4 separate regions of the Mus musculus genome follow, and regions 1, 3 and 4 are each linked to region 2. Evidence: chromatin loops called from intact Hi-C (ENCODE). Cell type or tissue: heart. All regions are shown on one strand. Links, peaks and the distances in the headings refer to the core of each region. The heading gives the core; the rest is flanking DNA.

What was found. Peaks named below come from ENCODE experiments on the same cell type or tissue, not always from the same donor. Only the 100,000 strongest peaks of a DNase experiment are listed, where the experiment ranks them.
Region 1: it touches region 2 in a loop (3-fold over the local background); 7 of 42 quality-filtered maps call a loop at or near these places.
Region 3: a loop joins it to region 2, with 3 times the contacts of the local background. A loop is called at or near these places in 5 of 42 quality-filtered maps.
Region 4: a loop joins it to region 2, with 2.5 times the contacts of the local background. A loop is called at or near these places in 17 of 42 quality-filtered maps.

Annotation. Positions count from the first base shown.
Region 1 is chr12:116,046,119-116,054,043 of GRCm38, forward strand. Zfp386 (zinc finger protein 386 (Kruppel-like)) reads left to right here and starts at 1,606. Exons shown (of 3, transcript NM_019565.4): 1 at 1,606-1,748. The coding sequence starts at 1,740. In heart, for the core only: CTCF peaks have their summits at 1,969 and 3,790 (motif pointing right); a DNase peak (open chromatin) is centred at 1,543; H3K4me3 peaks cover 1,953 bases; H3K27ac peaks cover 1,808 bases.
Region 2 is chr12:116,401,367-116,409,291 of GRCm38, forward strand. It overlaps Ncapg2 (non-SMC condensin II complex, subunit G2), which reads left to right and starts at 4,070. Exons shown (of 29, transcript NM_133762.4): 1 at 4,070-4,095; 2 at 4,336-4,511; 3 at 5,832-5,944. The coding sequence starts at 5,867. It overlaps D430020J02Rik (RIKEN cDNA D430020J02 gene), which reads right to left and starts at 3,795. Exons shown (of 2, transcript NR_028421.1): 1 at 3,601-3,795; 2 at 581-3,277. In heart, for the core only: no CTCF peak of the experiment used is centred there; DNase peaks (open chromatin) are centred at 2,835, 3,085 and 4,005; H3K4me3 peaks cover 2,588 bases; H3K27ac peaks cover 1,846 bases.
Region 3 is chr12:116,260,833-116,268,435 of GRCm38, forward strand. Wdr60 (WD repeat domain 60) reads right to left here and starts at 2,193. Exons shown (of 22, transcript NM_146039.3): 1 at 2,019-2,193. The coding sequence starts at 2,033. In heart, for the core only: no CTCF peak of the experiment used is centred there; a DNase peak (open chromatin) is centred at 2,169; H3K4me3 peaks cover 1,160 bases; H3K27ac peaks cover 812 bases; H3K27me3 peaks cover 1,145 bases.
Region 4 is chr12:116,276,888-116,284,812 of GRCm38, forward strand. Esyt2 (extended synaptotagmin-like protein 2) reads left to right here and starts at 4,335. Exons shown (of 22, transcript NM_028731.5): 1 at 4,335-4,785. The coding sequence starts at 4,456. In heart, for the core only: CTCF peaks have their summits at 3,722 and 4,356; DNase peaks (open chromatin) are centred at 4,264 and 5,134; H3K4me3 peaks cover 2,628 bases; H3K27ac peaks cover 2,364 bases; H3K27me3 peaks cover 560 bases.

The DNA of each region.
Region 1 (7,925 bases), core at 1,201-6,200, 360 kb before region 2:
CCCTGAACCCGCCATCTTCTGTAACCAGGCAAGACCTCAAGTGGAGGGATTGGAACACCAACCCAATCACAAAACCTTAGAGCTACAGTTTGTCCTATTTGCAGAGTCTTCTGGGACCTGAGCCTAGCGGAATTGTCATCCGGAGACTTCATCCAGCAGCTGATGGATGCAGAGTCCCACAGACTAACATTAGGCTGAGCTGTGGGAGGAGGTGGAGGAAGAGGAAGAAGGATCGGAGGAACCAGAGGGATCAGGGATACCACAGGAACATGGCCCACAGAATCAACTGACTGGAGCTCGTCGAGGCTCTCAGAGATCAGAGAGCATGTAGGGATCTGACCTAGGTCTTCTGCATATCAGTTATTGTTGAGTAGCTTGGTCTCTTGTGGAATTCCTAACAGTGAGAACAGGAGTTGTCACTGATACTGTTGTCTACCTGTGGGACCCTTTCCATCCTACTGGATTGCCTCATACAGCCTTGATGTGAGTGAAGTCTTATTGTAGCTTGTATGCAGTGTTTGGTCCCTGGGAGGTCTGCTCTTCCCTGAGGGGAGGAGGCTAGTTGGATATGGGGGAGAAGGGAAGTTGGGGGGAGGACTACCATGGGGATGTAAAATATATGATAGAAGAATAAAGAATAAACAAAATAAGAACAAATCTTAAAAAAAATTTAAAAGGTCACTGACAAAAGAAAGGAAGGAAGAAAACAAGCAAGCAAGCAGCATCCTACTGCAGTTAATATTTCCATTATAATTACAAGAGAATTTAGGACCAAAGACATCAACCCTTTCTATCTTCTAAACCATCCTTCTAGCCATAGTCCATAATTGGATCATCAATTACTAAATTCTCCACTAATATATTAGCAAGTGTCATTAATCTTGAAGGGCCCTTGATAACTGTCACATTAGAAACTGTATTATATGAAATAAAATCTTTAAGCAAGCATAACACAAGAATTTTTCCCTTTTCTACTAGCATCATATTAGGTACAATCCTGATATCCCAAGCCATTTGTAACATCCGTTTGATGCTTCCTTTTCTAAAAAAATTAGTGCTACCAGGGAAAGAAGGGTCTCCTTTCAAGCTGATTATGAGGGAAGGGTACATCCTCACTGGCCCCTGAACATGTTAATGCCTGTTCAGCACTCGGATATGAAGCGTGCTCTAGCACACACCGCTCTTTAAATTTCTTAAAATGAACACTAGAATAGTTTAAACTGAACCTCTCATTTGTACTGGACACTGCTGACTTGGGAATGCTTCCTATCTCAAAACCCAGGAAGGAGATCCGAGTCCAAACATGGTCTAGGAAATATAAAATTAATTGTCGTTATGTTCCCTGACTTGTGGACCATATGATTACACAAGTACAAGTGATGAGTCGCAAGGCATAACGAAGAAGGAAAAGCCACAGGTCGCCCTGGAAACTAAATCCGTCGAAGCCCGCCTCAAAAACAGGTTCATCCTAGAACTTGCCTTTCGGACCTCATTCGGCCGTGGGTTGGTGCTATCTGATGTCAATCAAGATCAGGAGGGCGGGGCGGGAGTGATGGCAGTCACTTTGCTGGAAAAGTATTGGCTGAGAACCCGCCAATCAAGTTCACAGAGCCTTGACAATATCGCGAGTCCACATCCCGTACGCGACCTTTGTGTTGGAAAATGTGAGCGTGTTTTCCAGCTTTTGGAAGCCCCGGTGGCCCTTACGAAATCACGGGTGCTGGAGATGCAGGAGAGCCATGGAGATGGTGAGCAATGGTCGCGAGGCTGCGCGGAGGGTTGAGTAGGCGGGAGTCTGCGCTCCGAGGGGGCGCCGGGCGGGCCTGGTCGGCTCGGCCTAGGGCGGAGTTGGGCGGCTGCACGGACCTGGCGTCCTCGGGTGCCCCGGAAGGGAGGAGCAGAGCAAACACTGATTTTGCTACCAGGCCTTTGCCTTGCAGCGGCCTCTGTGTCTGCAGCCAGCAGACTGCGGGAGATGGCCTGAAGGAGCATCAGATAATCCAGTCTCCGTGGCGGAGGTTCCTGCGGGACAGCAGCGGGGCTCCCGCTCGCCTCCCAGAGTTTTCCCGTTTCCCCCTTGCGCCTGGTGGATGTACCAGAAATAGGTCAGATCCGAAACTCTTTCCCCACCCTGCAACTCTGTGTGCCATTCCCAATCAATATCAACTGATGGGTTACCGTGATGTATTTCAATCAGATGGCTTTTGACATCGTTTTTCTAAAGATTTAATGAATGGCGCTTTATCGTTGGCTTTCTTTAAGTTTTTGTATCAGTATATATTAATTATACATCCTAATGAGTTTCATTATGGCATTTTCACACATGCATATGTATTTTGAACATATCCTCCATTGTTTCTTTCCTGTCCCTCTCCCACGATAACTCCCTTCTTTCCTAGCTGCTCTAGGATAGACAAAAGTCTATCGTTTGGTAAGCCAAGGAACTTCGTTAGGGTTATTTACCGAGGGATTAATTACAGGAGCCCGGGCATATAATTAGTGGCAACAGGACACTAGAAAATATCTCTCAACCACTTACCAACTGTTCACTGCCCACAAATCCTCAGGGAGGGGTGAGGACAAGGAAGTATTGTTAGGTCCAGTCTTTTGCAGGTCTGCGCATTTAATCACATTTGCTGTCATACATGTGAGATATCCTCAGAATACCATTTTGTAGAAATTTTGCGTCTTTTGCTTCTTAACAGTTCACCCTTTCAACACCCAGGCTGGTTGTTTGTTTAAGTCTTTTGATTTGGTTTTTGTACGCTCCTCCTTTCGCCTTCTAAGCCACAGATACCTTCCCACAATGTTTTTCGGTTGAGTTTTTCCCCTTTCGTGACCCCCACCCTCAGCTTTAGTGATTTCCTGCACTTGGGCCTGGCACCTTGTGTCCACAACTGCTGTGTGCTTATTATCTAGCACACATTGACCTCTGTGCCCACTCCTTAGACAACAGCCTGAGCTTCGAGGTGCAGTGAGGGAGCAGCTGGATGCCCTCAGGCTCGTAGACTCTGACCTTAGAAGCCCTTTTGTTTGTTGTATGCATGTCTTGGTGACCAAGAACAGTATTGAAGTCAACATGGTGGAGTAGCCATTTTTTTCAACACTGTGACTTCAATCCCTTAGTGTCTGCTAGGTTATATGGTCATTCTGCTTCGTGCTTTCAAAAATAGCTGCACTGCATTTGTAGTTTAAACAGTTCTGTGCCCAGCTTTCCTTTCAAACACACCCGATGTTTACAGAGTACTTCTTTTTCTAAATTCTCCTCTCATATTACATGCCATCTGCAGTTCCCCTCCCTCCCTCCTCCCAGCCCACCCCCACTTTCCCTTTCTCCCAGATCCACTCATCCCTTGAGAAAAGAGCAGGCCTCCCAGGAATATCAGCTGAACACAGCATAATAAGTTACAGTAAGACTAGGCACATGTCAGCGCTGGATGAGGGCAACCCAGTAGGGGGAAAGGGGTCCCAGAAGAGTCAGAGACAGGCCCTGCTCCCACTGTTAGGAGTTCTACAAGAACAGCAAGCTACACAATCATAACAGATATGCAGAGGACCTAGGTCAGACCTTTATAGGCTCCCTGATGGTCACTTCAGTCTTTGTGAGCCCCTGTGAGCTCTGATCAGTTGATTCTGTGGTTCATGGGACACTTATTCGTAATGCTGGCCTGGCACCTGTTCCCTGTGTATTGAATCACTAATCCAAGTTCTTAGAATCCATCGTGTTAGGTAGCCACTGGTAGGATGTGCTGCAAAACTTCTTCTTGGAGTAAACAGCAGGTGGTGCTGTTGTAGCCCTTAGAAACCTTGCCCATCCATCTAAGCCAGAAGATGTAACATGCGTTCAGTTGCCCCTTCTCCCAGAGCCTCGACGTTCAGGATATAGTCCAATGGAAGGTGTTAACTTGGATCCTTCACTATGCACATAGGCTCCTTCTAGGAACAATAGGTAGGCCTGGAGTCAAGTCGTGTTGCCAACTTGAGAAAAGGGCCTGGAGAGTTTAGAACTCACACTGAGGCTTCCAGAAGCCCATTAATGAGTAAGGCACAGGAAAATTTAGAACTCAAGGCATGTCTGGTCTACATGTGAGACCTCATCACAAAGCAATAAAGATGCAACCTCACAAAGTTGGCGGTGAGGTGTGTGACCCAGTAGACTCAGCTACGTGAGCGGTGGCAAGTAAATGCATTCAGATGTCCACAAGAGCTGACTTAACACAGATCGGGGGCCTGAGTCACAGCCAAGTGTGTCCTTTCCTCACTTAAACCCTGAAGCTTTTTCAAAACCTACAAACTTTGTTGCATTTCTTCTCCTTGGCAGATATGAACAAAAGTGTAATCAGTCTAGTTAGGGCACCGTGCTCAGAGTAAAGCAGGGACTCCACTGAACCTGGCTTTGGAAGCCAGTGAATCCATTGGGTTTGTGTATAGGAATATGGGTACCTGCAAAGCTGCTGTGGCACTGAGAAGTCTCATTCCACAAAGTGTGTCCAGGACGTAAAAGGCTGGATCATGGCATCTTAACCTTTCACTCCTGCATGCCTTGTGCAACTGGGATGAAGGAGGATATGGTAGGCAGAGTCCCAGAATCGAGTCTCAGGATGCCCCCATCTCATCCCATCTCTTAGGGATATGAGCAGCCACATTGTCTTTGTGATAGACCTAATGATTAATGTGTTTCTTTGCTCTTTCTTCTCTTGCCTGATTGACCAGGGTTACCTTAGTCCTGGTTATCTCTGTCTTGTATTATAGTGGAAGAGATAATTGTTTCATACCACGAAACTTTATTGTTTCGCCTACTAACTTGTGCTTCTCGGTTCAGGAATCTTGAATTCTTCCATGAGCTTCCTAGTCACAGTCAGTTCTGTATACTATTCATTCCGTGGCCTGGGGCTGATGTCAGAGAAAGAACTGATAGTTACCTGAGAGCAGCATTGGAGAACTTGTGCAAGGGATGAGAACAGGAGACTAAAGCGGAGTGTAGGTTTTTCTCTGTAGATTTATAAGCTTAGAGGACTCCCTTTCTGGTTACATCTATCTTTGTGAGATAGGGGTCTTAGCTGTCAACAGCATTTGCAAACTGTATTGTGTTATGTACCGTATGTATAAAAAGGATTCTGTTGTCAGTATAGCCATCGTCTGAGCTGTGTTCTGATCTAGGCTTATAGGTCTGTGAAGAACTGAAGAAACACTAATAAAACATATGTTCGCTTGAGAATGTACCATGTGTGTGGGGATGGCCTTGATACCCAAGTATCTCCTGCTTGTTCCAATGAAACCCTAGAAATTAAGCTCCCTCTCCCTGGTGTCATGAAAGTGGTTTGTCAGAAACATGAATACATAGGTTTCCAAAACTGAGTACTTTTACAAAGTAAGCTAGTTCTATTAGCTGCTATCCACCAGGCAGTCAGATATTCCTTGACAGCTGCCATTAGCAATCACAGATTCTTTTATTATAATATGCATTATCTTTATTATAATATGCATTATCATTATAATTATGTGTGTGTGTGTGTGCGCGCGCGCCCTCGCGTGTGTATCATATAATGGCTACAGAGTTCAAAGAGGCCTTATTGCAGTCAGAGGTTAAAAAGCTGATACATTTAAAAGGCCATTATAGGCGAAGATATTAGCAGCTGTGGGTGTACACAGGTGTAAACAGTTTCATGATGGTTCTTGTAAAAGAAGCCCCTGCTCTGGTAAAGCTGGGATTGTTTATCACAGAGAGGAATTTCAGGGTGAGCCAGTATGTACCAGACTTGGAGTTTGTTAGGAAGAGGTTATAACATAAACTGGAGCATGAAGGTCAGTAGAAACAGGTTCTCTAAAAGGGGAAGATACACCCACGTGTGGACATAGACTTCTTTACAGTCTGTAATAATTGCCTTACAGTAAACAGATGTCAGTGTGTTCTGAAGTTGCACCTCAAAAGGTTGCTGAAAAACTTAAATAAGATCATAGGCCAGTTCCTGTTGTGCCCTGGCTAACATAGCTTGTGAGGAATGCATGAATAATTAGTGTTTTTAATGTAAACTGCAGTTAATAGTCTTTTGTGAAGTTCTCAGATAACATGTGGAAAAGGGCGAAGGCTGTATTTGGAGATTGGCTGTATTTAGGTCCTAAGCATTGTCCATTGGTGTTTCAGTATTTTATTTGAACTATCCGAGTATAAAGGGAACTTTGTCTCTATGAAAGCAGCTTTCACAGCAGACTCTGTTAGGTTGTAATTTGTGACTTTTATCTGAGTGGACATCAAGCAGACTCCAGGGTGAGAGGCTCCTTTTGCCTTCCTTGTTCCCTCAGTTTCCCCCATGTGGCTGGCCTGTCCGGCTTGATATTAATGAACCCAGAAGTAGAAGTGCTGAGGAAACACAAGAGCCCCACCATAGGCTCTGCTCCCTTTTTCTAAGGATCGAGATCATTCACAGGGAAGACCATAGAAAATGACACCCAGGGGAAATCTGGGATTATTCCATGATTCCTTGACACATAAACTGGGTGCTCAGGTGTCCTTACGATAGATTCCAGGTGAGCGTGTGTTACGTTGTTGATTCATCTGGACTTCTAAATTAGTTCCCAGGCCTGACTTTTCTGATACAACTTTAATATGCTCACAGGTCACTATAGTTTACAGTCTACCTTATTAAACTGATAGTTGAAAGCTGTTTTACTTGTATGACCAGTTACTAGTTTTTGCTTCGTGGTTAGCGAACAGATGAGCCACACAGTCATTTTGCTTTTTTCACTCAAAATGGAGCCACACAAGACAAGAAACTAGGAAGCCTCTATTTTACACATCATATTGTGACCTACAGAAACCTCACTTCCTAAAGTAACAGGTCTCGTAGACCAATCCACCTCCTGATCGTATACATTATATTCATTGCTTTAAGTAACCTTGGCTTTGCTAGGCTGTTCCATGCAGACAGGCTTCTGTTTTCCCTCTCTTCCTCTTTTACCTTTCTCTTTTTAAAATTGTGTGTGTGTGTGTGTGTGTGTGTGTGTGTGTGTGTGTGTGTGTGTGTGTATGTGTGTGTGTCATTTGTTTTTATCTCCAGAGTTGGTATTGAGTACTTTACAAAGTATCAAATGGAAGGCAGAACCGTGGTCCCTCCACTCAGGTCCCCATAGTCTCCATCAGAGGTAATTCAGATTATTTCTAAAATACGTGAAGATGATTCGATCAGTCGTCAGGGATGGAAGACAAGAGATTCCTAGGAGAACGTGTCTCTGGTTAGGGGCAGTGGAACCCCATATTCAGAATTTGGAGATGTTTGTTTCTCTACCTTTCTTACTTCTGGTTAGTATGGTTTTGTTTGTTTTTATCTTAAGCTACTTCCTCTTCTAATATGAAATAGACATGGTGCAATATATTTATTCCTGCTCAATATCACATATACACAATTCTTTACCACTCTTACGTTTAGCCAAAGAAACAAATCCATTTCCAAGTATGTTCAAATTAGACCTTATAATACAAAATAGTTAGAAAATGACTAAAAAGCTACAGCTTTGATTGTAGTTTGACACCCTTAAATACATTCTCAGTGGTATTATATTTTTAAAAGTATTTAAAAAAAAAAAAACAGAATCGTCCTCAAATAGAATATAGTTCAGTTTGCACTGTTGACTTCTGTGGCATTATGGGTGGCCTTGGATTTATGTCCTTCTACCTCCACCTACCAACTGCTAGGATTAAAAGTGTGTGCCCCCACATCTGGATTAAGGGTACTGGTATATCAACGTGTGCATGTGTGTGTGTTTTAGTCTGTCCTCAGGAGGAACCCAGGGCCTTATGTACTATGTATCACTGGGAAATACACACAGCCATTGTGTATTGTTTTGGATTTATGGCTACTATTTTTATCTTTAGAAATAAAGTATAAATATTATTTGATCAGTTTTCTTTGCTGCCTTTTTAATAT
Region 2 (7,925 bases), core at 1,066-6,065:
TTATGCCAAGCCTTTTTTGAATTTGAGCGAATAAACCTGGGTCATATTGCATCTGGCCATCACTTGAAGCGAATTGCCCTTCTCCCACTAAGGCATCAAAGGACCAAGCATTGCCTGCCTGAGCATTCCTCCTAGCCATCTCTTTACAATTCTCATGATTCTCTGATTTCCAGATAAGATGGTCACCACCGCTAAGAAATGCTCTCACTAGGGTATTCCAATCCCCAGGAGTCATCCACTCCTCTGTGGCAGATTCCAGAATTGCAAGAGTAAACGGAGCAGTGGCACCGTATTGTGACACTGCGTTTTTAAAATCTATAATGATTTGGAAATTGAACCCTGTGTGATGTCTCCAAGCAACCCCTTGAGCGTCGGTGATCTCTGATACAGGGAAAGCCTCAGCCTCTCCCTCCTCTGGGCCATCTGAAGCTGAACTAAAGCCAGAGGGCAGGGGCCGTCTTTGGACTCCGAGTTGAGGAACTTGACGTCCTGGGGGATTTTCTCTGGTGGCTTTCCCCTCCTGAGATGTCTTCTTAGGCTTTAATTCTTGTAGCTGACTCTTCCTCTAATTTTATTTGTTGTTTTAGGGCTGAGATTTTATCCTGCAATTCCTTTCTAGGGTTCAAAATAGCCATCCCTAGGACACCATTAGGTGGTCCAGGGGGTGCAAATGGATGTCTCTAAAAGGGGGGCCATTCCTAACTGACCTGTACCCTCTCCCCACCATCATTTTAAACTGTTGAGACTATACTTTCGCTTTAAATATAAAGTTCATGGCTGGCTTTTCTTTAGTAGTAAACAGTCATCTGTCCTATGTCGGGAAGGCTGGCTTCCCCTGGGGTAACATCTAAATCTTTTAAATTCAATCCAGGCAACAGAACTCATTCTAGACATTTGGAGCATGAAGTTCAGTAACCATTTCTGAAGGGACTTTCCAAGTGATAATGAAAGACCCCCAAAGGGAGACCCTCACTCAAGTCTTGGGAAGGCGAGCACCCAGCGAGACACTGAGACTGGACTTGCTGTAACCACACGAGGAAGTTTTATGGAAAGCGAGACGGAACGAGAGCTCAGGCCAGCATGCTGGGGTCGAGACTCACACACCACCAGGCAGGGGTAGAGGAGTTCGACCCCCGACCGAAACTCTCTTAAGGCTTATAAAGGCAAAAACCACAAAAAAGGGGGAAGGATTGGGGAGGAAATAGGGGAAGGCCAAAACCATAAATTTACTCAACAGTTAGGTCATGTGCTACATTAAGCAACACACCTGGGGCGTTGTATTGAGAATACATGGCCCGAAATAAGTAAGAGCATAAGAATTATTAAAGGCCCAGCTAGGGTAGAGAGAAGGGTGGTAAACCATGGAGACTTAATAAATCAACTTTCAAACCATCCCTGCCTCTCCTCTCTCTTTTTTACGTATATCTAAGCATTCCCTGAGCTTGGCCATAGAATCCCTGATCACTCCTGAATGATCAACATAAAAACAACATTCTTCTTTTAGGGCTGCACAGAGTCCTCCTTCTTTGAGGAATAATAAGTCTAGTCCCTTCCTATTCTGCAGCACTACTTCTGACAGGGAAGTTAAAGATTCTTCTAATTTGGTTATAGACTGTTCTATAGCTCCTAGATCAGTATCCATAGCTGTACGTAATTCTTCATAATACTGGGGGGTCTGAATCAAGGCAGCGGTACCTGTACCTACTCCGGCCGCTATTCCTAGTCCTAAAAGTACTGCTAAGGTTAAGGTGATGGGTTCTCTCTTCCAGCGGACCCGGTGATCAAATTCATCTACAAAGGAGCTATCATCATGGTATAGGAGTCTAGGAACAAGTTGAACCAGAATGCAGAAATCTTTGGAACCATTAAAAACAGAAGTAGACACACAAGGAGACCTGTGTTGCAAGCCCATACTGTGTCTATGGGGGGGGGGGACGACTAGATACTGACCACCTTCGCTAGGCTGTACGTGCTGGGTCTGATTACAGAGGTGCCGTCTGTCATGAGGTACCCGGCCTAAACAAAGTCCACTTCCTGAGATTGCTGCCAGAGTCAACTTTCTGTTTTCCCCCCAAGGGCATTGAGAGGGGTCTGAAGTTTTATTATAAATCCTCATCTGAGCAATTCCCTCATAATAAGGGGGGCTAGAGGCATAGCACAGCCAGCAAGACCGAGTAATGTTGGGATCAGTACGATTGAGGACCAGGAATGCCCCTTGTATTAGGCTAAATAGGCGATTCTTGGTATCTGGGGGCATGGGAGTGGTTGGAACCCGATCCAAGGAAGGAGTGTGAGCCTTGGTCGGATAGTCTGATGGAGACCCAGGGATGGTAGGCCTGGGAAGCAGTAACGAAGGCTTTTCAACTAGAACAGGGTTAGGTCCTACTGGTTGGGTCGGGGGCTACTGAGGCTCAAACGAACCATGACTGATGACCCAGGCTTTCCACTATAGTCATAAAAAACTAATCCCCACCGCATGCCCCTTATCCATGCCTTGATGTCATATTTTTTTCCTGTGTCTGTAAATTTGATCAGTACTCTGTCTAAATCATCGGGGCGACAGTCAGCCCTTTTATACAGTTCCATTACGGTGTGCTTTCCAGGCCCTGAGTTCTGAAAAGAGAACTCAGCCCTGTCAGGAACATGACCACTAGCCCATTTCCAATCACCATCGTTGGAAGTAACACAATTCCATTGGCCACAATAATAGGAGGCTGACCCTCCGCATAAGGACCACTTGCTGTGCTCTGGGCAGCAGTAGAATCCATAGCTTCTTACTAGATTAGGGGGAGTGCTTCTAGCAGCTGGAATTATCTGTTTGAGGCAGAAGGCTAGGTCTGGCCACCATGTCCCTGGCGGCGCTGTTTTGGAGGTGGTAAACAAGACCTGATCCGAATCAGGACCGAGAACTTGCCAAGTTAGAGTCAGAGGCTGGTGTGGGTTGTGGTTCTTTAGGCCCAGGGTGACTCCTGTGACCCAAGCGAAGCTTAAGAGGATTGTCAGTGGCTGCCACCATCCAGTTGTCTTCATCTTGGCTGGGTGCCTTTTTGACGTGGGAGGCATGGATCCAAGCAGCGATCCCGTCTACTTTTACTGCCGTGGGGGTGGTCAACAGCACCAGATACGGTCCTTTCCACCGGGGCTCAAGCGTGCCAGTGCGATGTCGTCTGACCAAGACTGAGTCTCCAACCTGGAACCCGTGAGGCACTGCTATGGTTCCCGGAGTGTAGGCTTCTCTGATCTGGTTGCAGATCTGTGTTTTAACAACCTCTAGGGCCTTTAGGTGAGCAAAAAGAGCAGAGGGTGAGGATGAGTCAGTGCCAAGATCCAATATCCCACCTGACTCAGTTAAGGGAGGCGGTCCCCCAAAGAGAATCTCATAAGGGGTAAGACCGAAATGTCCAGGAGTGTTTCGGACCCTGAGGAGCGCAAAGGGAAGGAGAGTCACCCAGTCCTTTCCGCCGGTCTCCATGACTAATTTAGTAAGGGTCTCTTTTAAAGTCCTACTCATTCTTTCTACCTGTCCTGAGCTCTGGGGCCTATAAGCACACTTAGAAACTTCCAATTAGTCCCCAATTGTGTGGCCAATTCCTGACTTACCTGGGCAACAAATGCGGGCCCATTGTCTGAGCCGATTACCTTAGGGATCCCGAACCGAGGCAGGATTTCTTCAAGAATCTTCTTGGTTACCACTTGAGCAGTCTCGGACTTGCTCTCCCTCCTCCGTCTGATATCAGCGTGACGTCTCACCGAGCAGCTGGCAAGGAACACAGAAGCAACAGCAGCGCTCCCAAGGAAGGTGGGTGTGTGTGGGCGGAGGGCGGGAAACACAGCCAGCAGCTCTGCGCCTGCGCATCCCGTGAGCGCGCTAAAGAGACTCCCGCCAGAGGCTCTGAGTCACGCCCAGGAGGCGGTGCTTGGGCCTTGGGGGCGGAGCCTGGCTGCAGAGCTGTGGGGGATATGGGCGTGGCCGGGACGGCGTCAGATCTCGTGAGAGCGGCGACTGGTGACGGGGTGGAGGGCGGGAGCGTCCGGGGTATACGCGGGTGTGTTTGAATCTGGTCCGAGCGCGGGAAACTATGGGTCTGTGGTGAGGTGAGCGCCGCGCGGTGAGTTGGGTGGGAGGTGAGTAGGACTCGGCGGCCGGCGACCGCGGCTGGGCGGCGGACACCGTCGCGGGTCTCACGTCCGCGGCCGCCATCGGTTTCGAGCGCTTGTGGAGCGGGAGGTGCTGCGGGAGGGCAGAGCGGGATCCCCCGGCTGACTGGGAAGGATCCCAGACCGAGAAGCGGGGCTCGCCAGGGAGGATCTCAGCCTGGAACCCGGGTTCACTAGGTAGGACCTCAGACTAGGACGACCCCGGGAGAGGGCCCGAGTGTGACTGGCGAGGACTCCGGAAAATGACCTGCGCACAGTAGGGAGGCTCTCAGGCAAGGACCTGATGCAGACTACGGAGGACCGGGGACGCAGACCTGAGTCTGACTAGAGAAGACCCCTGAGAAGGAGCCTGGGTGAGTAGGTAGTACCAAAGACCTGCACCCGGGTTGACTAGCGAGAACCCCAGCCCTGACCAGAGAATGACATGGAAGATCCTGGCACGGGGCTGGGGAGCTGACTAGGGAGGACAGCAGTGTTGACACTTAACTGGGGCCTGACGTGGTGGTGAAGACGCTGGATTTATTCTTGCACTGACATAAGGGAGGAACCCGAACCTATACCTAGGACTGATCTAGGGAGCAACTTAGTTATGAACTAAGGAAAGAGAAAAATCAAGATACGGAGTCACGGTTTGTAAGTAGCATATGTAGACATTATATGGCATACTAAGTTGCCAAAGACATGTACTTAAGTAAACAAAGTGACCATAATTAGTAAAGTGGTGATACTGGCAACCCACCTTTCCCTCTCCATTTTATTCATCACAAAAAAGTTATGGTTCACAATTCAGCCATTTGAATCGGGGAATGAAGTGGCTATATTTAAAATTTACTAATATGAGGAGTTGTCAAATTGAGGTTATTTTCTACTTTTATTCAATTTAGAATAGGAATGCATATTTATTGTGATTCACACTCTATAATTAATGCCAATAATTCTCCATATTGCTGTATTTCTAAAGGTATGAGAGATTTTCAAATTTATTCTTAAGATGAGAAGACCTGTTGCAAATATCATTTGTTGTAACTGTATTGTTAGGTTTTTGTTTTGAGTATGTCATCGTAGCACCAGGTGTAAAGGTAAAATAGGATGGCATTTTACCTGGGAGATCACATGTAGGAAGAAGAATGAGCAAGGTCCCCAGAGCTCTCATTATCCTGTAGGTGTGCAGAGGAGGGGAGGGTGCTGGAGTGGGGCACAGATGCACTGCCTAACAAGCTCCCAGGTGACCTCAGGGCTGTTTTTGTGGTTTTACTTCCAAGTCTCTCTCTTGAAAAACAAGAGAGAATTGTTGGGTGGGATCTTCTTGGAGGAATGGGACTTTAGAAGTGGAGTCTGCAGAATTCAGATGTGGAGATGAGCCTGACCCTATTGCATAAGTCAGGTCTTTCTTCCCAAGCCAGCATCTAAAAGGCTAAACGTAAGAGAAAGTAAGATTCCTGAGGCAGTTTTAATTTCTTGTTGCTTTCATTGTAGTTACATTGATAATTGGTGATCACATAGATGTTTTGTTTATAACATCATCAGATTTTTTTTCAGATTATTGCAGTTTTGTATCATAGTGTTATAAACTGTCTTCTGTAGTGGTATAAAGTTTCTTGAATGTTTGTATTAAATTAAAACTTACGGGACATTTTGCACATTTACGTTTTGGTCTGATTGTATCTTACTAGGGTTGTAAGGCTCCCTTAGAACAGTCACATCCGTCATGGAAAAACGTGAGGCGTTCATCCAAGCAGTATCTAAGGAGTTGGTTGAAGAGTTTCTGCAGTTTCTTCAACTTGATGTAAGTTATGTGTTTTACTTTTATTGTAGTTTGACCCTGGATGTTCTAAAATCGTGTCACCGAGTAAAATACAGTTCTCTCAATGAATGTTTATTTTTAAAAAGCTAGGTAAATTCTTTAGAATGAAATGGGGCTGAGTTAAAAAGTAGAAGATAAACAGAAGTTATCCAAAGAGCCCATGGATCAGAAGGAACTCCCTAAGACTAGGAGAAGGCTGGCTGTGTTTTAACCTGAAGAGTTTTGGCAGGTCCAGAGTGCAGTGATGGATACAATGGAAAAAGTAGGGATGATGAAAAGCTGAGTTACTTTTATGTTGCTGGGATAAAACACCATGATCAAAAGCAACTTAACAAAAAGACCTTATTTTTGGCTGATGGTTCCAGAGGACTAAGCCCATCATGATGGGTAGGCATGCCAGCGGGAGCAGGAGGCTGAGAGCTCATATTCTCAACTGCAAGCATATGCATAACAAACTTTAAGACATTAGCACTATAAACCTCCCCAAACAGTGCCACCAACTGGGAACCAACTGTTCAAATACTGGAGACTGTAGAGAGCATTTCTCATGCATATGACTGCAGAACTTTTAGAAAGTTCAGAGTTTGTCCAGTGGGCAGACAATGGCCAGTGTATAGACAGAGGAGCCAGAGTGGAGGGGAACTTAGAACAGAAGACAGCGAAAAGATTGGCCTCTGAATGCTTGTCTGCCTGCCTGTACAGAGCAGGTTGAGGGACCAGGCCAGGTAGGCGGAGAGTGTTGTGCTTATCACTGAAACTGGCTTTAGGTGGAAGTTGGAAGCCTTCAACTGCAGGGATAGATAGCGGTGTAGTTTGGTTGGATATAGTGGTGAGAGAATAGCCTAGGTGTGGGGAAAAGATGACTGTTAATACGTATGTCCAGGGTGGTGGCCACGAGACAGATTGACAGTATATTTGAAGGTCAGAGCAGTCTAGGCAAGAAATAGAAAGGTGCCGTTAGCTGTAGGTGGGGGCTTCTGTTCTGGGACTGTGTGAGAGTGCATGGTATAGGAACTAGAGTGGAGTAGAGTGGAGCTCTGCACTAGTGCTGTGATAGTTGCTCCTTTGTGCAGGAGGCCTGAGCCAACATGCCCAACCCAACCTATTTTGATTAAGATTATTCAGTGAAAATCAAAGGCACAAGATTAGGGAAGAGTCTAATCATGAATTTATTGCTGGCAACATTTACAAAACTACTTTTCTTCATAAGACAAATGATCTCATAAATGGTCTTGTCTCAGGTCATACCATAATAGTGTTTATAGGAGCAAAATATAATTTATAGCTGTATAACTGTCTACTTTAGTGAAAGTGTGTCTTCTTGGTTTCTGTTAGAAATGTAATTCATCCGTATTTAATGCCCAAAGGCTGTTGTTTTGAGTCACATGCCACAGTTGAACTAAAACTAAAATGATCTGAGCTGGTAGTAAAGTAAGTTAATAATATTAAAAGGCAAGCAGAGAGCTGGGGAGATGAGTCAATTTATGAAGTGCTTGCCACCCAAGCCTGAGAATCACCTTTGTAAAAGGCCAGGTCCCATTGGCATGCCTATAATCTCAGCGCTGGGAGGTGGAGACAGGTGGATTTCTAGAGCTTGATAAACAGTAGTCTTTCTAGTCAGTAAACTCTAGGATCAATAAGAGATCCTGACATCTAGCATCAACTGTGGTCTTCATACACATGCACAGCTGTACACACACACAAATAGAAAGACAAATGTAGTAATTCAAGGGCACATTAGTGACCTACCGAGAATGCATCTTTTTGAAGTCCCTTCATAATAGCAGTCTGTTAGTGTTGAGTCTCTGTGGTATTGCATGGCAGCTAGCAGATATCTTGGTGAAATATTTATTAGTCTTTTTAAGTCTAGCATTAGTGATCTTTGTTTATACTTAATAACTTAATGTAACCAGTCATCATGAAGCTTGACAATATAAATTTATGTGTCTATATTAGAACTGTA
Region 3 (7,603 bases), core at 1-5,000, 140 kb before region 2:
CATTAAGAACTCTCAACATCAGTAGTCTCAATTACCCAATAAAGAGACATAGACTAGTAGACTGGATTAGAAAACAGGGCCCATCTTTCTGCTGCATCCAAGAAACAAACCTCACCATGAATGACAGACATTACCTTAGGGATTTAAAAAGGCTAGAAAAGGTATTCCAAGCAAATCGGCCCACGAAAAAAGCAGGTGTCGCCATATTAGTATGTGGCAAAGGAGAGTTCAAGCCAAAACTAACCAGAAGAGATAGAAAAGGACATTATATACTCCTCAAGGGGGAAAAAATCTATCAAAAGGAAAAAAATAATATTGCGTTAGCATTTCTTCTAGGTTGTACCCCATAGTTACCTGGCAACAGCCAGGTGTGCCTGACTCACTGTAAAAGAGGCGGCTTACCCCTCCTCACTCTCTTCTCTCCTCTTGCCCTCTTAACTGCTTATCCTCTGTCCCTTCTCTCCCCATTCCCTTCCTTCCTCTCTTGCCACCTGTTAATGGCTGCTCTCTCCCTCTCCCCCTCCCCCTCTCCCCCCTCTCCCTCTCTTTCCTAACTCCCCTCACCATGCCCTAAGTAAACTCTATTCTATACTATACCTTTACCTCAGGGGGAAGGGATGCCTCAGCATGGGCCTGCAGAGGGACACTCTTCCCCCACACCACACCGCACCCCTACCAAACATATCCCTGGCTTCTTTTTCTTTTTTATAAAACACAACAATGGCAGTTCTAAACATTTATGCACCAGACACAAGAGTGCCTATGTTCATAAAAGAAACACTACTACAGATAAAAACCACAGTGGTAGTGCATGGCTTCAATACCTGACTTCCATCCAGACAGGTCATCCAAAAAAAAAAAACTAAACAGAGAAGTTGCTGGAGTTTAAAAAAGCAAATGAAAAAACAAAACAAACAAAAAATATCGTAAGTCAAATTGACAGACAAACACACACACAAATATCCCACCCAAACTCTAAAGAATATTCTTTCTTTTCCAAAGCTCATGATCACATATTAGAACACAAGGCAAGCCTCAATACATATAAGAAAACTGAAATAGCACCCTGAATCCTATCTGACCACCATGGAGTAAAGCTGAATATCAACAATACCAAACAAACTCATGGACACTGAACAACTTACTACTGAATGAAAATTGAGTCAAAACAAAAATCACAGAGGAAAATAAACTTTTTAAAACTGAATAAAAATTCAACATAGCCAAACCTACAGGGCACAATGAACACAGTTTGTAAGACGAAAGTTCATAGCACCAAGTGTCTCCACCAAAAAACTAGAGAGGTTTTATATTGGTAATTTCATGATGCACCTGAAAGCCCTAGAAAAACAAGAAGAAATAATAACCCCAAAAGAGTAGATGGCACAAAAAAAAAAAAATCAAACTCAGGACTGAAATCAAAGAAACTGTAACAACACAAACCAGTACGAAGAATCAATGAAACTAAAGAGCTGACTCTTTCAGAAAGATCAACAAAATGGGCAAACTTTTACCCAGTAAACTAAAAGATGGAAAGAGAAGACCTAAATTAATTAAAGCAGACAAGGGTCCTTTATAATAGACGCTAAGGTAATTCATAGGATTTATCATGAGTTGTTAATAGGGCCATAAGGACATACTTTAAAAACCTGTATTGCACCAAACCGGAAAACCTAAGAGATGGATTTTTGATATAAACGACCTACCAAAGTTAAAGTCAACAACCTTCTACCTTAACGAGACTCATGTTTCACCTTGCGGCACTTTTTTTTCAGGAGTCCTGTGCCTTCCTGAAGTTGACACTCAGCCTCGCCTCTGGATGAGTCCAGAAACTCCTCCACAAACCGCACCTGGAGCTAAGAAGTGAGAGGCAACAGCAGAGCTGAGACCTCGACCCAAACTCCGCCTCCAGCTCTCTCCTAAGTGCAGGCCCAGGAGGAACCCGATCTCCATTGCCAAGAAAGAGGGGGGTAATGGGGGCGCGGGCCGGACCAGGCTGGGCCCCGCGGCGCACCGACCTTCCCAGGCTCCATCGCTCCTCGAGGCCGGGACAGCCGCGTGTCCTCGGCCCAGCAGGCGCGGGCCACCGGAGGAAGATAAACCCGCCGTCGCTCAGCTCTACCAGCCAGCCAGGCCTGCTGCGACTTGGGTCCCAGGAGGGCCGGCGTCCCCGCCTCCTAGCAACGGGCCGAAGGCGCTGGCCCAGCATGCCCCGCGGCCGTCCCCAGCACGCGCGCCTGCGCGCCCGTGTTTTCTGCAAACACGCAGGAGCCTTTTCTTATGTCTTGAGTTTCTTTGTCTGATCCTTCTTTGACCCTCACAGTTGACAACGAGAGATGGGAAGGAAACGGTGATTGAGCTTTATACTTGAACAAGGCTTTGCCTCCTCAACTCACACCCTATAGACTGTCTTTTCATGAAAATCATTTGTGGCCAACTGCGGCAGCGCACACCTTTAGTTAATTCTATTACAATGGAGACAAGGCAGAAGGATCTTTGTGAGTTCAAGACTAGGCTGTCTGCCTAGCGATACTTAGGAAGTATCTAGATCGTATGTTAGCATTCTGAGCTTTTTCTGCAGATGAGAAGTTTACTATTCGCACACTTTTCTAAGTTACATATTACTGTAACCCACGTTAGAATTTGACTTTCCACTCACTTAACACCACACAAAGGTCACTAAGCCAAATCCTTGTCATACAAAAGGTACTAACATACATTAAGTCTTTCATCTTTGCTTAAGGTCTATTATCTTTGTTTCTACTAATCCAGTACATTTCTTAGAGGGAAGGTAATCTTGGTGTTGGCTGTGGTTTATTTTGGTCCAGTTCTTACAGAATTTTACTGGTTCTTGCCTATGGCCATTTCTGCCTCATGAGCACTGAGGTTAGAAGCAGGCTGCCCCATCTGACTTTTACGTGGGTGATGGTGATCCAGACCCTGGTCTGCGTGCTTGCATGACAAATGCTTTATCTACGGAGCTATCTCCCCAACCCCAGGAGCTACATTTTCAAAAGTTGAAAAAGGTTAAATTTAATAGTATATTTTACCAGAGACAGGCATAAACTGTTATCACTTTAACGTGCAGTATATATTTGAAGTATTAACGTATTTTTAAAAACTTGTAGTGTCTTCAAAATTCTTTACTTACAGAATATGTCAAGACTAGCCACCTCCCAAGTACCCAAAGCCCACATGTGATTAGAAGCTTCTTTAATGAGCAGAGCACACCTGTAACAAAGGGTCTGGATTTCATGACTGGAGAGATGGCTAGAGATGAAAAGGGAGGTGTGTGCAAATTTGTGAAGGGTATTGAATGTCATGACACAAAACTTCTTAATGTGAAGCTACAAAGCATTCAAATGGGAGACAGGTGCTATAGTTGGATGTTGGGATAGGTTCATGGGGAAAGAATAAAGTCAGGTAATGAAGGGGAAGGATCGAGTAAGGAACACCACTCTCTGCTCACTGCAGTCGCCTAAATATTCACACACTGTTCAGATGCATGGCCTGCCTGGGAGATGGATCCTTCACCCTGTCCATTCACTCTTCCCAAACATTCCTGTGTTGGTCCAGCACCACTTTCCTACAGATTTAATTCAAAGTTTATAACTTATGTACTTGTTGCTATCCTCCGTTCTCTTTTGTGTATAGTCTTCATTTTTAATTTCCATGTCCCTAATTAGATTATACACTAATTTATAATTTCACATTATTATGGATACAAACAAAGCCTTTTTATTTCACAGTGAAAACCAACTTTGTTACAAAACTCAGTACCTTTCTCTCACATCTCTCTAGGCTTTAAAGTCACATGTGGCATTGGCAGGATGTCTTTGTATATTGGTGTTCCATAAAGACTACCTATATTGTTAACATAAGCTAGGTATTTATACAAAGCGGCAATGAGACAGAACAGCATCAGTATCCTACCCTTCCCCAGGGTGTACACTTCCTTTTCTTCTTTCCACCTTTGATAGTTGGAACTACTTAGGCTAGTGGAAAGGCTGGACTGAGTCACCCTTTCTCTAGGCTTAGCTACTGGAGATAGCTGCCACACTGGAGCATAGCCAGGCTGCCAGATATGCCTCAAGAGCTATTCCAGAGGACTACTCAAGACCTTGGCTATATCTGATGCCCTGTGACTAGTTCAGTTCAGGAGTCTTTACGATGGCTACAGCAGCTTCGGGTGCCCTGAAACTTTCCTGAATTGATATCACTCCCCTACCTCTACAGCCACTCTGAATGTTCCACTCTGATACTCAGACAGAACAAGCATCAGGCCCAGCATGCCTAGGAAGATGGGCAACCCTCTGCTAGAGACTCCTTCAGCAGCAGAAAGGAGACTGCATGTATGCCCATGTCTTCCCTTATTGTCTGCACAGGCAGCTCTGTTCTCACTCACTCTCCTCAGGTCAGTCCAGACAAGCCTCCATCACACTTGCTACTCTCAGCAGCGTAGTATATTGTACTGTGCTGCAGCATAAATCTTAATAAAGCTGCTTTCCCACAGTTTTACTTTTCTTACTTAAATGTCTAGAGCAGGCTGAGAGAATTATATTGAGAGTCAGTAACAAAAAGGGCTGCTATCTCTTGAGAACAGTAAGAGAACAGAGCGCTTCCAAGTTCTCTGAGAAGCTGTTGAGAGAGGTGCTAACCCTTATCTGCTTTGGAGAGTGCTGACACTACAAGCTGAGTCTCTAACACTCAAAGCCCAGAACTGTTAACAGCAATGTAGCTGCACTTTACTTGTGCATGATCCCTATCAAAACTGAACAAAAAAAAAAAAAAACTCTCAAGCAGTAAGTTAGGTTGACTGTGGAGCCCAAATACCTGTTGCCAAACACTGTCATCAGTCTCATAGCTCCACACTGCCACCTCAGCAGCCTAGGTGTTCCAGACTTTTAGAGATCCCCAACTCAGGCTAAATTGAAATTCATGGCTTCAGTGATGAAAATAGTTTCAGGAATAGCCAACATAGTAAAGCAGAGATTTTAATATAGGCTTAAGCACAAGGGTCAAGGTGAAGAGAGGCACTCAGAAGAAAGTAAGACACACGCAAGTGCGGGAGAGGCTCCTCAAGGGAGACTGAGCAAATAACTGTCTCGGCATTATCCATATACATCATTTCAGGGACTCTCAGATTATACTAAAAGGGTATAGGAAAATGTCCCCTTTCTCATTTGGTGTGTGAAATAAATGGGGTAGCTCTGAAGATGTCTTGATTGGGAGTATAATCTAGTAAGGTGAAAGAAAGCAGGAGCCACTATAGCTGCACCGGGATTTAGAGCATGTGTTTTCCCTGTCAATGGTATTTGCTGTGAGATTCTTAGAAAAATTGCAATGGAAAGATCTTGGCTAAAATCACTCTTTATTGAAACCTAAAGGCAGTAGAAAATAAATAAATAAATAAATAAATAAATAAATAAATAAATAAATAAATAGAATGACCACTGTTAGTCCCTAAGGGTAAAAGGCCACTCTGACTTTCTTTCTGGGATCTCTTTCACTGTCAATATGCATGGCTGCAAACAGTAGCTCACTCAGGATGAATCAACAAATACTTTTAAGAACTCTATCTTCTCCTCTCTCATTCATTTTCCCTGTCCTAGCATTTGCTACCACTCTGGGGCAGCGAGGAGAAAACCTAGTGGTTCACACTATTTAGGAATGTTGTTTCTCCCTCCAGCTAGACTGGTCTGAGGGGTATCTAGGATTTTTCTTTCTCTGGCATGGTATGATTGCCCCAGCCTGTGGCCAGTTCCTCATTACTTAATTCATAGTTTCAGTTTGTATTTTTCCTTCAAGGTCAATCCAGCCTGATCAACAAGGTATATTTGGCTCTGAACTGAAACCAGGCTCCCCTTCTCAAATTGAGAGGATCTCTAATTCTTAAGAGTCACACCAGTTCAGAGCAGGTCTCATCCTTGACAACAGGGGCCTCTGTTGCCTTCAAAGAGCATCTGGGGGATGCGACACATGAAAAGTCTCATTCTTTCTATTGCTTCTGACTCACTCCTAGATATGCTTTCAGAAATCGATCAGTCTAAATGTTATCCTTACTTTCTCACTTAAAAAAAAAGTGTTTTCCTTTGTGACAAATTGTGGTACTTATACCACAATTATACTCATTTGTGAGTATAACTGGCCCGATCTGCTTTACCTGTGAGGTCATTTCAATCTCATACTCAGTCTTTAGCATATATCTGAGCTGATGAGACTCATGCTCACAATTCAGTTACAAACAGGCCAAGGTCTCTTGATACAGAGCTTCACTGCTCATAAATGCCACTGACATAGGACATTATGAAAGGATACTTTGGAACTTCCTGGTTATTAGCCTATTAGAGAGTCTCAAAAAGGTCAGTATTAACCTAGTAACAAAACAAATTGTGGGAAATAACACAGGGAACTTCCACGAATCCTGCTGTATTTCAACCTAGGCTACTTGAAAAACACAAATGAGTATAATTGAATAGATTCTGAGTGTCAGGAAGGCCAAGCCATACTATCTGTCATATAGACCAACCCACTCCAGACATTAGACTTAAACTTGAAAAATATATCAGAGACCATAAGAATCCTTTTCACCCTTATTTAACATGGCCCTGAAAGCCTTTAATAACCCAGAGGAGACCTCAAAAGCCAGAAGGGCCGCATTGCACAAGTAAAAAGATAAAGCTGAAAGCTTAACACAAAGTTATTCTCTTCCTAACTCAGGAACTCCTAGGATTTCGTGTGGCAGCCATCTGGTTCAGTCTAAGGAAACTAACCTAGTTTTGGGATGAGTGATTCCTGCTATTATTGTGGTAAACCAGGACAGGTCAGTCAAGAATTTGAAAAGCTATCAGGCTATATATGCCTCTGCTAGGGCCACGCTCAATCTGTAAAGTGGGCACGTACTAAAAACAACAATTCGTCTCTCTACCTCATGAAGAAAGGCCAATCTCGGGCTGGAGAGATGGCTCAGCGGTTAAGAGTATTGGCTGCTTTGCCACAGGTCCTGAGTTCAATTCCCAGCAATCACATGGTAGCTCACAACCTTATGTAATGGAATCTGAGATGCCCTCTTCTAGTGTGTCTGAAGACAGCAACAGTGTACTATAAAATAAATAAATAAATAAATCTAAAAAAGAAAGAGAAAGAAAGGAAGGAAGGAAGAAAAAGAAAGGAAGGAAGGAAGGAAGGAAGGAAGGAAGGAAGGAAGGAAGGAAGGAAGGAAGGAAGGAAGGAAAAGACAAAAGAAGAGCCAATCTCACTGGGCAGTGGTGGCACACGCCTTTATTCCCAGGACTTGGGAGGCAGAGGCAGGCAGATTTCTGAGTTCAAGGCCAGCCTAGTCTACAAAATGACTTCCAGGACAGACAGGGCTACACAGAGAAACCCTGCCTCAAAAACAAACGAACAAAAACAAAAACAAAAAAGAAAGAAAGAAAAGGAAGGAAGGAAGAAAGAAAAAAAGGCCAATCATAGCTAAGGAGCTGGGTCAAATTAAACCTGAAAGTGGGCATCTGCCCCAGCTCTGCTCCTAGACCATGAGTTAGTTGCTCAACAAAAAGAAGTCCCTCTGAGAACTAACAGAACCATGAGACCATGCAGGCTC
Region 4 (7,925 bases), core at 1,140-6,139, 120 kb before region 2:
AGGGCCCACTCAGCTTTAATGTAGCTACAGAATAAAGACAATACTTCCATCCTCTGTTAATGACTTATGTTCATTTGTAGGGGAGAAGAGACAAAAAGCAAAAAACTACACACTTTGAGCATGAGATGTCAATTGTTTTACATCACTGGGTCCCAGGGATTCCTGACATCTCATGTAAACATTTGGAGCCTAGTTCCTAATGAGGCATGGCACCTCATCCCAGATGACCAGTCTAAAGAATGACAACTGATACTGTAACGTGTACTGCTTGACAAGATAATGAGAAGCCTGCTTGGCTCTACAGATATGAATGCCACACAAACCGGAGCACTAGATAAAACCAAGTAACTTCCTTCATCTGTTACAAAAAAAAAAATCCCATCCCTTTTCAAGATCAATTCTCTGAAAATTTGCCTGTTGCATCTCTATCTCTGAAGAACATTCTGTTCACTAACTCTTTTTACATGTTTTCACTTTGTAAGTACCATGGTCCCACACTTTAAGCTTGTAACCATCATTCCCAGTACATTATGTAAAGTATAAAGTATAATTCCTGGCACAAACAAGACACAAAATAAATGATATGAATATCATTACATTATTGTTATTTTATGTTATTATTGGAATTACGACAGTTAGGGAAGAAGAAAATTGGAGATGCCAAAATTGTGGCTCTCTTTATAAATTTATGTCATTTTTCATTGATAGTAAACCATGATTAAACACTTTCTTAGTTTCAGTAAGCCAGCTGACACTCTTCTTTTTTTCTGTACCAATGAAGAGGCTAGTAGGTGAAGCGCTACTCTCTTCACCATCTTCTTTTTGCTTCCCTTCCCATGAGTGTAGGCAGAGTAGGTGAATATGATGAGCAGCACTTTAGACATTGCAGCAGGAGAATCATCTTTTTTTTTTTTTTTTTTTGGTTTTTCAAGACAGGGTTTCTCTGTATAGCCCTGGCTGTCCTGGAACTCACTCTGTAGACCAGGCTGGCCTCGAACTCAGAAATCAGCCTGCCTCTCCCTCCTGAGTGCTGGGATTAAAGGTGTGTGCCACCACACCCGGCTCATCATGGGTTTTAAGTTTGTGAGTTCACACACACACACACACACACACACACACACACACACACACACACACACACACACACGTTAACTGAATGGTTGGAGAATGAGAGAAAATAATATCTTTGCATGGGCCTGCCTTTAAAAGAAGTTAACATGTTAAAAGGTCAGAAAGATACCTGAAAAATAAGGGGGAAAACACAACACTGTAGAAGACTTGTGGAGGTGGCAACATGGAAGAACATAAAGGTGACAACCAGCAACAAAACAGAGACCTCAGCTGCCACACAAGCATAAGAAACTAGTCTTTCCATCACCTAAATTAATGTATAGTGTCATGGTTTGAAAATGCTTGGTCCAGGGAGTGCACTATTTGGAGGTATGGCTTTGGTGGAGTAGGTGTGTCACTGTGGGTGTGGGCTTTAAGACCCTCATTCTAGCTGCCTGGAGGACAGTATTCTGCTAACATCCTTCAGATGGAAGATGTAGAACTCTCAGCTCCTCCTGCACCATGCCTGCCTAGATGCTGCCTTATTCCTGCCGTGATGATACTGGATTGAACCTCTGAACCAATTGAATGTTGTTCTTTATAAGGCTTGCCTTGGTCATAGTGTCTGTTCACAGCTGTAAAACCCTAAGACAACTATGGACTGGAGCCTCAATGGCAAGAGCAGACTTTTATTGCTCTGAGAGTTTGGATCTCAAGACCTAGTGGCCAGGGTGTAAGAGAATGCACAGTTCAGTCTGGGAGGGGTTTTGCAATCAAGAGTAGGGAGGGGTAAGAGCATGGCTTCTCCTGTCCCAGAAACTGTTTTTTTGGACAGTTTTCCAAAACTGTGAGTCAGGAGATAAGTCAGCTTGTCTATTTTTGTAGCCTCTGGGCTCCAGGGTGTGTGAGAGGTGAGCGTCATTAGACTTCCTAGCTTTGATCCTGTTTCAGGGTTCTGGTTTAGAAGGAGGGGTGTTCCTTAGGATTCCTCTTGTATGCTGTCTAATGTGGCTGCTGGGAACCAAACTCTGTTCCTCTGGAAGGTCAGCAAGCACTCTTAATCACTGAGACATCTCTCCATCCTGGGATCCCTTATTTAGACATTATTAGAACTTAGCAGCATTCAGAGCGTTAACTTCTGATGTGGGAAAAATGGGTTGCCATTTGCTCTTTTGCTTTTTTATGGTTTATATGATGTAATTTCATGTGGAAGTACACAAAATAAAGTGAAAGAAAAAAAGGACATACCCTTCTTGTGAGGTGGTTTGAATAAGAATGCCCGCTGTAGGATCAGAGATTTGAATCCTGGGTCACCAGGGAAGGGCACTATTTGAAAGACTGGGAGGTTGGCCTTGCTGGAGGAAGTGTGTCACTGGGGGTGGATATTGAGGTTTCAAAAAACCCATTAGGAGCCCAGGGCTTCTCTCTTCCTGCTGTGGGCAGATCTGGATGTGGATCTCACAGCTGCTTCTACAGTGCCATATTTGCCTGCATGCCACCGAGCTTCCTACCATGATGATAATGTACTCAATCTCTGAAACTGTAGGCCAGCCCCAATTAAATGTTTCCTTTTATAAGTTGCCATGGTCATGGAGTCTCCCCACAGCAATAGCACTCTATGACACTTTGCTTGGTTTATTGCCCTTTGTCGAGCAGACTACTGCTCTCTTTCAAACATGGCATGTCTCTGAAATGCTGTAATACATATTCACACATACTCACGGGAAAATCTTCCACAGGTGACTTTGCATTTATTTATTTATTTGCATTTATTTGTTCATTCAGAACTTACTACATAAACCAAGGCATTTATTTTTTCAAATACATTGGTGAATCAAAAACATCAGGTTGCAGAAAAGTGGGAACTTTGTTTTCTGTAGGTTTCAGATACTGATGACACTGGTAGCTTTGTGTTGGTGCAAGGTAGTGGTGGGTTAATATTTGAATCACAAGGATTGTGGCATAAAATCAGACACAAGAGATGGGCAATGAATGGCTACTAATGGAACAAAGTATGACCCAGGATAACTTGGCTCTGAATCTGCAACATTCCACAATCATAGTCGTGGAATTATCCTCCTGGAAAATTTTCTTAAAAATTATGCCTCTGTGTGTGTGTGTGTGTGTGTGTGTGTGTGTACAGGCGATTGTGAAGACCAGAGGTATTAGATCCCATGGAGCTTTAGATACAGGTGCATGTGAACAGCCAGATGTGGATTTTGGGAATTGACTCAGGAATTGGGTTCTCAGGTGCTGGGCCATCTCTCCAGCTCCTCTTTAGCAAACTTTAAAGCAGATGTCTTTTTTTCTCTTCTCTTCCCTTTCCTTACTTCCCTTTTTTCCTTTTTCTTTTTTGCAAGCTTCACATATGTCCCCTCAGATGTCCCCTAAGAGTTTGGCCTTGACGGGGGTAGGGGGTGGTGGACCCTGGCTGCCTTTTTTTTTTTTTTTTTTTTTTTTAAATCTTCATGACAACTGTGCTTTCCTAAGCTCACTGGGGCCATTTTGTTTGGGAAGTCAGACCTGAAGGAGTACTAGACCCAGAGGCGCCACCACACAGTAAGGCCTCAAGGTAAATTTTACTGCAGCAGGCGCAAAGTTCTCATTCCACAGAGGCAGGCCCAGGAGCCATCCTCTCACCCTAGGAACCTGCAAGTTCAAGTTCTCCGCCAGGGAGCTAGGACAGGCAAGAGGTTGGCTGACGAACGCCGAGCTCTCCGCTAAGCTGGAAAGGACTCAGCCCGCTAGCCTTCCCACTAGTCAGGGCCATTGCTCCCTTCCAACACCCGCGGAAGCCACACCTCCCTCTCCGGCCGTCCCTGCGAGCCAAGTCCGGGTGTGTCCCCCTGGCGCGGCGCCCACCCTCCGAGGGCGCAGACCGAACCGCCCTCACAGGTTAGGGGCGGGGCCTGCCTGGCGTGATGGCTTCGCCTGCAGCCCCTTCTTGGTGTAACGACCGGAGAGTAGCAGCACAGCAACCCCAGCGCAGAGGCGGGTCCGACCGCGCGATGACACCAGGCACAGACCATTCGCCGCCGGGGGATCTTTCCTGAGGGCGCGGACGAGGGAGCGGGATCCGGTTGGCGACTGACACGTCGCCCCGCCCTAGATTCTTTCAGGGTCGGCTGTCTCTGAACAGTGGATCCCAGTGAGGAAGAGTCGGGCGCATGCTGATTGCGTCACCAAACCACGCACTCAGCCCGAGCAAGCCCCTCTCTGGGAGAGGCCTCGGTGGGGGAGGGCCCTGCGCACTGTGATGACGGCAAGTCCCGCCCGTTTGAGGAGTGGAGCGGTGGAGCCCGCGGTCCCCCTCAGTGGGGCGCTGGCGCGCGGGCTAGAGCGACCTGCGGTCCGTGGGAGAGCCGCGCCCGCCTCGGCAGGGAGGAGTGCTCAGCGCGGCTGGAGATGAGTAGCGCGGGGGGCGAGGGGCCGGAGGCCGGTCCTGGCCGGGCTGGGGGCCGCTCCGAGCCCGAGGCCCCGGGCAGCGCTCTGAGTGTGGACTTGCCGGGGCTGCTGGGGCAGCTGGCGCGCAGCTTCGCGCTGCTGCTGCCGGTGTACGCCCTGGGCTACCTGGGGCTGAGCTTCAGTTGGGTGCTGCTGGCGCTCGGGCTGCTCGCCTGGTGCCGCCGGAGCCGCGGCCTCAAGGCCAGCCGCCTGTGCCGCGCGCTGGCGCTGTTGGAGGACGAGGAGCAAGCTGTGCGCCTGGGAGTGCGCGCCTGCGACCTGCCCGCCTGGGTGAGTGTTGCCCCCCCAGACCTGAGCGGAGTCAGGTCCGCACCACCCTTCTCCCCTTCTCAGTGACGGGTGGGGAACTCAAGCCCCAGCCCGAGTGAAGTGTCAGCCACCGCTTGTTCCGAATCTCCGTCCGATCCGGGATCCGCACAACCAGGATCCCGGACCGAGTCAGGTGTGCGACCTTACTGCTGTCTGCCTCTCCTGCTGTAAACTGCTGTCTGCTGTCAGCACTCTGCCCACCTGCTTTCCTCGGGAGTTCTGGCCACTGTGGCCCACCCCGGCTCTGAGCGACGGTCTGCGTCCGAGTCTCACTTGTGTCAGCGCACCGCCTCCCCCACCTAAGTCAGGTGTCCTTATTGCTGTCCCCACCCTCATCCTGGGCGAGGTGTCCTGGTCATTATCTGCTCCGAGAGTGTCCGCTCTCAGTCCTCTTCCTGGCTTTCAGTCCTCCTCGCCCATCGCTAGCAAAGTGCGCAGGTAGTGAATACTTCCTAACTTGGCAGAACTGGTCATTGTTAGTTGCTGGGCCTCTTCCTCCTCTCATGCTGGCAGTGACTACCGCCCAGAAGCACACTTGGTGGGCGATGAGATCTCAGTTGTCCAGAGCGATTCTGTAAACCTTTTGCAAGCATGGCGCTGCAGGCCTGGAACCGTCCAGATTCTCCTTTCTGATTTAAAAAGTAGTGACAGCCAATATGGGGAGAAGTTAATTAAAAAAATCAGGAAGACTCATTCATTTCTTAGTTGTGTCTAACACGATTGAAGTGTTCCTGAAAAGCTTATGTTAGAAGAATTGAAATGTTTGTTTCATTGTTTAAAATACCAGAGGGAAGACTAGGCACTTTGATATGATCATTTAATATCCAGGATCTAACATATATAGAGGGAGATTTTGAAAGTGTTAACAGTAATGATAAGTTATGGTATTGATTATTTTTTCCTAAAATTGCTTTTTACTTATTGAGTATTTGAACCTATTGGAGAAGGCATTATCATCTTTTTCTCTTCACTGTCTTTCTTAGCAAAGAGTTAGTGTCATAGTTTCAGATAGAAGGAAATAGTGCATATTTTAAGATAAATGTTGCACAATGTTAGGCTTGATGTAAATGTCTGTGGAAGTAGGTAGTGGTAAGTTTTGAAAGGTAGAAAGAAGGAATTTAAATGGAGAAAGAACTTGGAGAATGTTCCTCCTTTCCAGCTAGGAAACACCTGTGAAATATGGCATGGACTATGTGGAACAAGTATCAAAAAACAAGAATTAAAGAGGAAGAGTTCCCTAAACCAAGAGGAACATAATAGGTAGCGCTTCGTGATGACAGTTAACAACTGAAGTTAGAACTGTAATGGTGAAGCACTTTTGAAACTTAAAAGACCTGCAGATACATAGTGAATGTATAGGACAGGAGTGTTTTGGAAAATGAAAGTAACTGATATGAGATACCATTTAGCTAGCAGTAAAGGAATATAAAAAAACAGGAAGTTAGAGTAGCTAAGGTGAGAACAAACAAGAAACAGTGGTATACTGTAGAATGCAGTAGTGGTGTCTTGTGTTTCTGCCACACTAAATTAAATGCTGCCAGAAAGCTGGTTAAAAACTAGTAGTTAAATGACCAATAAACAACATAAGTAAGACTGAAGTCTTCAGGAGCAGGGTGGTGCTGACTTCCAAAAATACTTAATTATTGAGCAACTGATATAAACTAGCTTTTAAAACACTGTTTGCAAAGTGCAAATGTTTTCACAAAGGAAATAAAATACAGTTGCTGCCATAATGAGCCAAAATTTTAATGGAATAAAAAGATAATTGGTCAGTTTTCTTGTTTTTATTTTTGTTTCTAATTGTTTTTTGTTTTTTAGTATTAGGGTCAGACCTAAGGCTTCCATAGCAATAGTAAAGTGGTCTACCACTGAACTACATTAACAACCCCGTGCAGAGTTTTGTTTGTTTGGGTTGGTTGTTTGGAGACAAGGTTTCCTCAGCTACAGTGGTGGGACTACAGATATGTGCTAACATGCTTATCTAGTTCCTGGGGTTTCTGGATGTTGATTTGATAGGTTGTCTTGAAAGTGATGTACATGCCAAAGACTGTAATGTACATTGATGACTGTGACTCATTGTGGAGTAGAAACATGAGAAGATATGAGCTAGTATGGTACCAACTTTCAATTTCCACCGTTAGATAAATTCACCCACAGTTTTTTCATTTTATTTAGCAAAATGAAAATTTAAGGTGGACATGAGGATAGGGACAATGCTGCACTTTTATTTTCATTTGAAAACTCAGAACTTGGTAGAATAAAGTGTGATTCTTTTCTGTTTTTACTACTGCCAGTGTATACTGATGTTATGGCTGTAGGCATATGGCATAGAAACATCAACCTCTTGTGTACATTGTTGCTTAGCTTGGTGAAAGTTGTTATTTTTTTTACTCATTGTGTGGATTACTAAGAACCAAAACAATCCAGTTTCTTTGGATATGTTCTCTTATTGTGTACACCTTTAGAGGGATAACTTTCTTCCCAGTGTTTTGTTGTTGTTGTTGTTGTTGTTGTTTTTGTGAAAGTTTAGGAGAATGTAGCTTTAGCCAACATATAATATCTATAATTTAAGAACAAAGTAAATAAAAGAATGCATGGTAGTGTCTTGAAAAGAAAGAGTAAACAGTTGGCTTTTTTGATACTTTCAGAATGATGTATGAGACTTGAGTCACTTGGTATAAACAATCATTTTAATCTGAGTACTTCCTAGCACTCTGAGGATGAGATGGAGGTGCTGCTGAGTTTCTTCTCTGCATTCACACCTGGTTATGCCCAGCTAGTACAGGCTGTGCCAATTAGATTGCATTGCCAAATGTAAGTGTTCCAGTAACTTAGAACATAGTTCCTGAGGTTTCTAAAAATAATCAGTAAATTCCCGGGTTGTTGTTTAAACTACACTAAATTTAAATTTCCCATATAAGTACTTATCAGCCTGTATGTTGAGGCTTTAGTTGTATTATTCTCATTTTAATTTTAAAGATGGGACTTAGATCAAATATGAGTATTTTACAGATATGAAGTAAAGCTATAAATCTAGTGTGTAGATTGGTTTGTGTGCCTATAATTTTACAATGCACTGTGTGTGGTCTTTTGTATTTTGT